Regions from separate parts of the Homo sapiens genome. Here region 1 is linked to region 2. A link is a loop called in an ENCODE intact Hi-C map of the cell type or tissue named here. Cell type or tissue: HCT116. All regions are shown on one strand. Each heading gives the region's core, and the rest is flanking DNA. Links, peaks and the distances in the headings are about the cores only.

What was found. Peaks named below come from ENCODE experiments on the same cell type or tissue, not always from the same donor. Only the 100,000 strongest peaks of a DNase experiment are listed, where the experiment ranks them.
Region 1: it touches region 2 in a loop (7-fold over the local background); 78 of 110 quality-filtered maps call a loop at or near these places.

The regions. Positions count from the first base shown.
Region 1 is chr14:103,291,028-103,295,408 of GRCh38, forward strand. It overlaps LOC105370686 (a long non-coding RNA gene), which reads right to left. Exons shown (of 3, transcript XR_944246.2): 3 at 3,047-3,550. Among named protein-coding and RNA genes, the nearest start is that of EIF5, 41 kb to the right of the region's middle. In HCT116, for the core only: a CTCF peak has its summit at 1,965 (motif pointing left); a DNase peak (open chromatin) is centred at 1,934.
Region 2 is chr14:103,073,014-103,077,394 of GRCh38, forward strand. No RefSeq gene overlaps it. Among named protein-coding and RNA genes, the nearest start is that of LBHD2, 9.0 kb to the right of the region's middle. RefSeq lists an enhancer at 1,801-2,392 and a silencer at 2,586-3,035. In HCT116, for the core only: a CTCF peak has its summit at 2,702 (motif pointing right); a DNase peak (open chromatin) is centred at 2,848; H3K4me3 peaks cover 1,749 bases; H3K27ac peaks cover 2,025 bases.

The sequences.
Region 1 (4,381 bases), core at 147-4,146, 220 kb after region 2:
TCCCTTCTGTGGCCAACCTCACCTACCCTGTCACCTCAGACTCAGAAGGAGGGCCGCAGAGCCACCTGGACCTGAGCTTCAATTCTCTTAAGGCTCTACCAGGGTGACCCTTCAGCGGAGAATCCAGAGTGGGGGCTGCATGTGAATGAAGCTCAATCATGGGGGGCTGCATCTGAAGCTCTCAAGCAATGGAGGCTGGATCTGAAACTGTCAATCACTGGGGGCTGCATGTGAAGCTGTCAATCACTGGGGGCTGTATCTGAAGCTCTCAATCAGTGGGGGCTGCTCTGGGGCTCTCAATCAATGGGGCTGCCTCTGAGGCTCTCAGTCAATAGGAGCTGCATCTGAGACTCAGTCAATAGGGCCTGCATCTGAGACTCTCAATCAATGAGGACTGCATCTAAGACTCTCAGTCAATAGGGGCTGCATCTGAGACTCAGTCAATGAGGACTGCATCTGAGAGTCAATCAATAGGGGTTGTGTCTGAGACTTAATCAATGGGAGCTGCCTCTGAGACTCTCAATCAATGGAGGCTGCGTGTGAAGCTCTCAATCAATGAGGGGTGCATCCGGGACTCTCAAGCAACGGGGGGTACATCTGAGACTCTCAAGCAATGGGGGCTGCACGTGAAGCTCTCAATCAATGGGGGTGCATCTGAGACACTCAAGCAATGGGGGCTGCATGTGAAGCTCTCAATGGAGGCTGCATCTGGGGCTCTCAATCAATGGAGGCTGATTCTGAAGCTCTCAATCAATGGGGGCCGCATCTGAATCTCTCAATCAATGGAGGCTGCATCTGAAGCTGTCACTCAGTGGGGGCTCCATGTGAACCTCTCAGTCAATGGGGGCTGCATCTGAGACTCTCAATCAATGCGGGCTGCATTTGAGATTTCAATCAATAGGGGCTGCATCTGAGAGTAATTCAGGGTTGTGTCTGAGAATCAGTGCGGACTGCCTCTGAGACTTTCAGTCATTGGGGGCTGCATCTTAGACTTTCAATCAACAGGGGCTGCATCTGAGACTTTCAAGCAATGGGGGCTACACGTGAAGCTCTCAATCAATGGGGGATGCATCTGAGACTCTCAACCAGTGGGGGGTGCATCTGAGACACTCAAGCAATGGGGGCTGCATGTGAAGCTCTCAATGGAGGCTGCATCTGGGGCTCTCAATCAATGGAGGCTGATTCTGAAGTTTTCAATCAATGGGGGCCACATCTGAATCTCTCAATCAATGGAGGCTGCATCTGAAGCTGTCACTCAGTGGGGGCTCCGTGTGAACCTCTCAGTCAATGGGGGCTGCATCTGAGACTCTCTATCAATGGGGGCTGCATCTGAGACTATCAATGGGGGCTGCTCTGGAGCTCTCAATGGGGCTTCCTCTGGGGCTCTCAGTCTATGGGGCTGCATCTGAGACTGCCAATCAATGGAGGCTGCAGTTGAGACTTCAATCAATAGGGGCTGCATCTGAGAGTCATTGAGGGTTGTGTCTGGGAATCAGTGGGGACTGCCTCTGAGACTCTCAGTCAATGGGGGCTGCACCTGAGACTTTCAATCAACAGGGGCTGCATCTGAGACTCAATCAATAGGGGCTGCATCTGAGACTCTCGATCAATGGGGGCTGCATCTGAGACTCTCTATCAGTGGGGCTGCCTCTGGGGCTCTCAGTCTATGGGGGCTGCATCTGAGAGTCAATCAACAGGGGCTGCATCTGAAACTTAATCAATGGGAGCTGCCTCTGAGACTCTCAATCAATGGGGACTGCATGTGAAGCTCTCAATCAGTGGAGGCTGCACCTGGGGATCTCAACCAATAGGGGCTGCATCTGAGACTCAATCAATGGGGCTGCATCTGAGACTCAATCAGTGGAGGCCGCATCTGAGACTCTAATCAATGGAGGCCGCATCTGAGACTCAAAACGGTGTGGGAGTGCACGGCAAATCTGGCCTTTGGTGCCCTCTGGTGGGCATTGCATGCCCTGCTGACCAGTCTGAGGACAGAGATGAGGGAAAGAAATCAGGGTAGCGTGGGGCTGTCCAGGGTTTTCCCCACCGACATGGATGACAGGGTGACCCTGAAGAAGTCACTCTTTTCTCTTAGCCTTGGCTTCCTAATCTGCAAAGATGGTGACAGATACATTCCATTTCAAAAGGCTGCCAGGGTCTAGGCGCAGCTGCTCATGCCTGTAATATCAGGTGCACTTTGGGAGGCTGAGGGAGGAGGATCACTTGAGCCCAGGAGTTTAAGACCAGCCTGGGCAAGATAGTGAGACCCCCATCGCTACAAATAAAATAAAATAAAATAAAAATTAGCTGGGTGTGCTGGTGTGTGCTTGTGGACCCAGGTCCTCCGGAGGCTGAGGTGAGAGGATCACCTGGGCCAGGGAGGCCAAGGCTGCGGTGAACCATGATTGTGCCACCACACTCCAGCCTAGGTGGCAGAGTAAGACCCTATCTTTAAAACACAAACAAAAAACAAACAAACAAAACTGCCAGGGATGAGATAGTTCAGGCAAGACTGTGCAAGTCCACAGCCCTGGCAGTTCCTTCCTGTGTCTCCCAGACAGAGGGGCTGAGTTCCAGAAGAAGAGGGTTTCACCGTCCCGCGCCCTCCCCTCCATCCTGTGTCTGGCTGCCAGGGGATGTTCCTAAGCCCTTCAGGTTCCTGCTGGCCATAGGACAGTCCCCGAGTGCTCTGGCCTGGCTCTCGAGGACGGGGATGCCCTGCCTGTCCCTTCCCCAGCCTCAGCTGTGCTGACACCTTCCATCCCCACACACACCTATACTGTGACCACCTCCTGGCCTTTGCCCCTGCTGACCCCCTTGGTCACTCCCTCCCGCTGTCCCCTTGCCCTCTGACAAATTCCTATCTTCCTTGTAATCCCAGTGTGGGTGGGCATCTTCTCCTCTGAGAACCTTCCTGGATCCCACTGCTCACCCCCACCCCGCCCCGGCCTCCCCTCTCCCCGGCCCCACCCCGGGTCTTCCCTCTCCACAGCTCCGCCCCAGCCTGCAGTCCACTCGCGTCTTGTCATATGAGACCCTGGGTGTCTCACATCCGACACGGCTTTAATTTTTATCTTCCTTACATGTTGTTCTCCCTTGTTGAACTAGGAGATCCCCTGACCTTGGTTTTCTTCCAGGCCCCGGAGACGCCTGGCCTGTGTTGAGAAGGGTACAAGTGTGTTGAAACCTCTGTCCGACTGAGGCGGCACATCAGCAGAAAGGAGCCAGGGAGCCCAGGGACGCCTGCGGGCAGTCCCTCTGCCCTCCTACCCACACCTGCTTCTGGGCAGCCAGTGTTCATCTCTCGGAGGCCATGGGCCTGGGGACTGGGTTCAGGTGAGCCATGCTGCAGGTGCTCCCCACGCCTCGCAAAGCTGGCAGGAGAGGACTAGCAGCCTGCACTCCCGGTGCCCACCCCGGGTCCAGCTGGGCCAGAACTTTTTGTTCAGAAGAAAGCCAAGGCTGTTCTTTCCAGAATCCATGTTGAAGGGTTTCCTCTTCTCCCGGGACTGCAGCTCACAGGGACCTTCCTTCAGTTGTTTAATTTACTCTATAAGTTATAGCAAAAAGAACATTGATTCAAGACAATCCCCATCAGAGTCTCAGCTGGCTTCTTTGTAGGAATTAAGCTGATCTTAAAATTCATGTAGAAACTCAAGGAACCCAGACAGCCAAAAAAAAATCTTGAAAAAGAGCAAAGATTGGAGGATTCACACTTTCTGATTTCAAAATTTACTACAAAGCTACAGTAGTCAAACCTGTGTGTGCTTGTATAAAGACAGACATATAGACCCATACAATAGAACTGAGATTCCAGAAAGAAACTCACATTTAGGGGTCAGTTGATTTTGATGAGAGCCAAGGCACTCTCATCAAAATCAATTGACCCCCAAATGTGAGGGTGAAGTGGGGAAAGAACAGTCTTTTCTTCAGCTGGGAGAGCGGAGAGCCACCTGCAGAAGAACGAAGTTGGAGCTCTACTTCACATCATATACATAAAGTAAATGAAAATGTACAAGACCCTTTCAGTTTAAAGATTATAATCTCGAATCCACATTATAACTAACCTTTAATCCACATTTTAACCAATCTTTGATTATAACTCATCTTTTAAAGAATCTTTAAATAATCATGATAACTAATCTTTAAACATCTCCAGTTTTGGTGTGGTATCAAAGAAGGATAGTCACAACTATCTAAAGACTGTATTGAATTACTCATCCTTTTCCAACAGCATGTCTGTGAGCGGCTGAATATTCCCCACAAACTTCAACCAAAACAACGTATCACAACAGACTCATGCAGAAGCAGATATGAGAATCTACCTGTCTCCTATCAAGCCAGACCATAAAGATATTGACAAAAATGAAAACTAATGCCA
Region 2 (4,381 bases), core at 266-4,265:
AGGCGATTCTGCTGCACACTCCAGGTTGACAGCCCCCGCTGTGGGCTCTAGAGTGACACCTGCGGTGCAGTTTCCCTCGAGGGCCTCTGCTGTTGGCCAGGACAGGCACTCACCTACCTCCTATTCCCAGCACCACCCTCCATCTCTGGTCAGGGCGAAGCAAGAGTGGAGGGAGGGAGGTTTGGGGACGTTCAGGGTGATATCAAGTCTGGACAGCTGCCATGGCCAGTCCACCACCTCCCTTGTCTGAGCCAGGGGCAGATCATACACTCATCAGCAGATTATTACTCATCTGTTAATGGGTAACACCTCGGCCCCACCATGCAAGGCTGAGAGGCCAGCGTGAGATTCTGCACTGAGCGGGGGTAGGGGTACTCCACACCCCAGGTCTCCATCAGTCACCACCATCGTGGGTCTGGCTCCTATCCCTCCCCAGCATTCAGAGGATAATCTCCCTACATGGCCTTGGACACCCAGCTCACTGGGTCGGGTAGCCTGAGGCCGGGATGCCAGGCCTTTGCACAGAGACTGTCTCAGAGGCCACCCCTCCCACCAGCGCTTTGGACCTTTCTCCACCTTTACACCCCACCCAGCCAACCCAGGCTGCACACCCCTCGGGCGCAGTGTTGGCACTGAGTCTGGTGACCGCTCGCTGGGAGGAAATGTTGGCCTGCATGACTGAGTGACCTGACTGCTGGGAGGCCGGGGCTGGGGGAGACGGGATGCCGGGGAAATGGGTGCCCAGGCCAGGACAGAGTGCGCACAAGCAGCCTAGCCTCAGGCATCCGTTCTCCCTGACTGCTCTGGGGCACAGAGGCAGGGCAGGGCCCAGGATGTCAGGCCCCACCCTGCAGCCATGATGCGGGACTGAGGCTAGCCGGGCCTTGAATCCTACCCCAAACCCCCGCAGGTGGGGCCAGGGCCATGAAGGGCTGGACCCCTATCTCCCTGGCGGCCACAGTCACATCTTTGCCCCTAGGGCTCAGGGGATTCCCTTGGAGGCTTTTAGAGCTCAGCAAGAATCAGTTCAACCTGTGGCTGCTGGGGTGTGGGCGGGTTCTGCATGATTTGCGGGCCCAGCACCCATCATGCCTGTCCGCAGGGCTCAGCGCCCCTGGTGCAGGAGGAGAGGGAGGGCAACAGGGCTCCCCTGTGGGCCGCTGGCCTTGGGGGTTCCTCCCTTGGCTCTGGGCTTCTCCAGCTGTGGTTCCAGGGCAAGCCTCTTTCCCTCCCAGTCTCAGTATGTGTTCCTGTACCGCCCCAGTGCTGTCCTGGGACTGGAGGTCTCCAGGCCCCAGCTGGGGTGTGGCCAGTGTCAATGTAGCTGCAGTGACGGGGTGTCTCCCCACCCCGGCACCTTCCTGCCTCCGGGGCCCCGCAGCCCAGTGCACAGTGTCATGGTGCACTCCAGGACGGAGCTCTCCCCTCACAAGCTCTGTGACCCCAGGCAGGCTCTTCAGCCTCTCGGTCCCTGGTTTCCTCCCTGTAAATGGGATACTACGCCATCTTTATAGGGCTTCCATGATTCAGTGAAGCCATCTGGTTTCAGGCCAATTGCCTGGAGAGTGCCTGCTCACAGGACATGCGGTGTGAGCTGAGCTAGGATTATGGCGTAGCTCTCCAGCACACTTGTGCACTATACACACACATACCATTTCCGTCTTACCCACCACCGTACTAAGGAGGACTTTTTAAGAAGGGGCACACACTTTAGAGTTAATGTTTGTTACACAAAGGTGGCCCACGACAATTAGTGCTCATTTAGCACGTGCCTGGCAGCAGGACCTTGCCCACCTCTGTGAACAGGAGCTGCCCCTTAGTGAGGTGAGACTGTGCTGGCCACACGGCAGGACCTGGCCATCCCCAGAGCTTCCCAGCTGGAGGCTGCCAGCTGCTGCCCTCAGCAGTGAGGAGTCCTCAGAGGCTCTGGAAGTTACAACCCTGACCCTCCGCCTGAGACCTGAGCCCTGCCAGGCCTGTCTGTGTGCACAGCACCAGGGTTAAAGTGGGGCCAAGTAGGGCAGGCGACAAGCAAGGTCCCCTGCGGTGGGCGGGCTGAGGGTGGGGCAGGCTGAACTCTGCCAGCCCAGGGCGGGCCGGATGACCTCAGCTCCGGGTGACACCGGTGGGCGTCGGGTGTGGCCTCAGACAGCTCCCTTCCTCCCCGGCTGGTTGCCAGGTCAACACCGGGTGGGACTAGCCTCTGGTGTCGGCAGTAGCCCCATGCTCCCGGCCTTTGGGTTCTTGCATGCGCCGTCCCCATCACCTGGCTGCCCCTCTCACTTCCGTCTCCACCTGTCCCGGGTCACCTGTCCTTCAAGCCAGAAATTAAGGACAGCACCCCCTCCCAGACCGCCTGGCTGCAGTCCCGGGATGGGCGCTCCTAGTCGCCTAGATCGGGCCCCCGCTGAGCCCGATCCCCCTCCCCGCTCCGCGCCGGAGCCGAGCTCCCTGCGCCGGACCAGCAAGCGCCCGGGCCTCGACTTCCCCTTCCGTGCAATGGGAAGCAAGCCTCGCTTTCCTATGAGCAGGGTGTCGGCTCCGCGCGGGCCCCGGCCCTGGATCCTGCTTGGCTTTGCCTGGAGCCTCATTCTCTCCGGCTGTGCCGGGGGAGGCTGGAGGCGGCGGCGAGGGGGACAGGAGTGTCGCCCGGCTCCTCCGCCCGCGGCCGCCGAGGGACGTGGTCGGGCGTTCCTCTCTCGAGCCGGGAGGGGGCGCTGGAGCACCGGGAACCCGGGGCCGTTAGCACCGCCCCTCCTGCCGACGCCCCGCCTCCGGCCGCGTTTCCCCGGGCCTGGTCCCGCTCCGCTCCGCGGCGCCTCCTCTCCGCAACTCCCACTAGGAGGGCAGACCCTCAGCCGGAGCCGAGGCCGCGCCCCGCAGCCGCGCCCCGGGGCTGCCCCTGTGGGTGGAGCCTCTTAGGACGACATCCAAACACCCCGGGCGGGCGCGGGACTCACGCCGGGAATCCCAGCACTTTGGGAGGCCGAGGCGGGCGGATCACCTGAGGTCAGCAGATCGAGACCAGCCTGAGCAAGATGGTGAAACCCCGTCTCTGCTAAAAATACAAAATTAGCCTGGCGTGGTGGTGGGTGCCTGTAATCCCAGCTACTCAGGAGGCTGAGGCAGGAGAATCGCTTGAACCTGGGAGGCGGAGGTTGCAGTGAGCTGAGATCACGCCACTCTGCACTCCAACCTGGGCGACTGAGCGAGACTTCGTCCCAAAACAAACAAACAAAAAAACCCACCAAAAAATAAAAAACTGAAACCGTATTTTTTTTTTCGACAGGGTCTTGCTCTGTAACCCAAGCTGGAGTGCAGTGATGCGATCACGGCTCAATGCAACCTCAACCTCTCCGGGCTCAAGTGATCCTCCCACCTCAGCCTCCCAAGTAGCTGGGACTACAGGCGCCGCCACTCCTGGCTCCTTTTTTTTTTTCTTTTTTGAGACGGAGTCTGCCTCTATCGCCCAGGCTGGAGTGCAGTGGCTCGATCTCGGCTCACTGCAACCTCCACCTCCCAGGTCCAAGCAATTCTTCTGCCTCAGCCTCCCGAGTAGCTGGGACTACAGGCGTGTACCACCGTGCCCGGCGAATTTTTGTATTTTCAGTAGAGAGGGGTTTCACCGTGTTGCTCAGGCTGGTCTCTCTCTCGTGACCTCCAGATGATCCGCCCGCATGGTCCTCCCAAAATGCTGGGATTACAGGCGAGAGCCACCGTGCTTGGCTAATTTTTTTTTTTTTTAGATGGAGTCTCTATCTGTCGCCTGGGCTGGAGTGCAGTGGCGTGATCTTGGCTCACATCAAGCTCTGCCTCCTCGGTTCACGCCATTCTCCTGCCTCAGCCTCCTGAGTAGCTGGGACTATAGGCGCCCACCACCACGCCCGGCTAATTTTTGTATTTTTAGTAGAGACGGGGTTTCACTGTGTTAGCCAGGATGGTCTCAATCTCCTGACCTCGTGATCCGCCCGTCTCGGCCTCCCAAAGTGCTGGGATTACAGGCGTGAGCCACCGCGCCCGGCCAATTTTTGTATTTTTAGTAGAGACGGGGTTTCACCATCTTGGCCAGGCTGGTCTTCAACTCCTCACCTCGTGATCCACCCGCCTCCGCATCCCAAAGTGCTGGGATTACAGGTGTGAGCCACCGTGCCCAGCCTACTTTTTAAAAAAAATAATAATTTTTTAGAGATGGGGGGGATCTCACTATGTTGCCCAGGCTGGTCTCGAGCTCCTGGGCTCAAGCGATCTGCCCGCCTTGGCCTTCCAAATTACAGTCGTGAGACACTGCTCCTGGCCATAAAAAACCCCTCTGAAACTGGGTGATTTGTAACACATCCAGAGGGAAACGTCTGGAAACTGCTGTCAACCAATACTTAGGGGC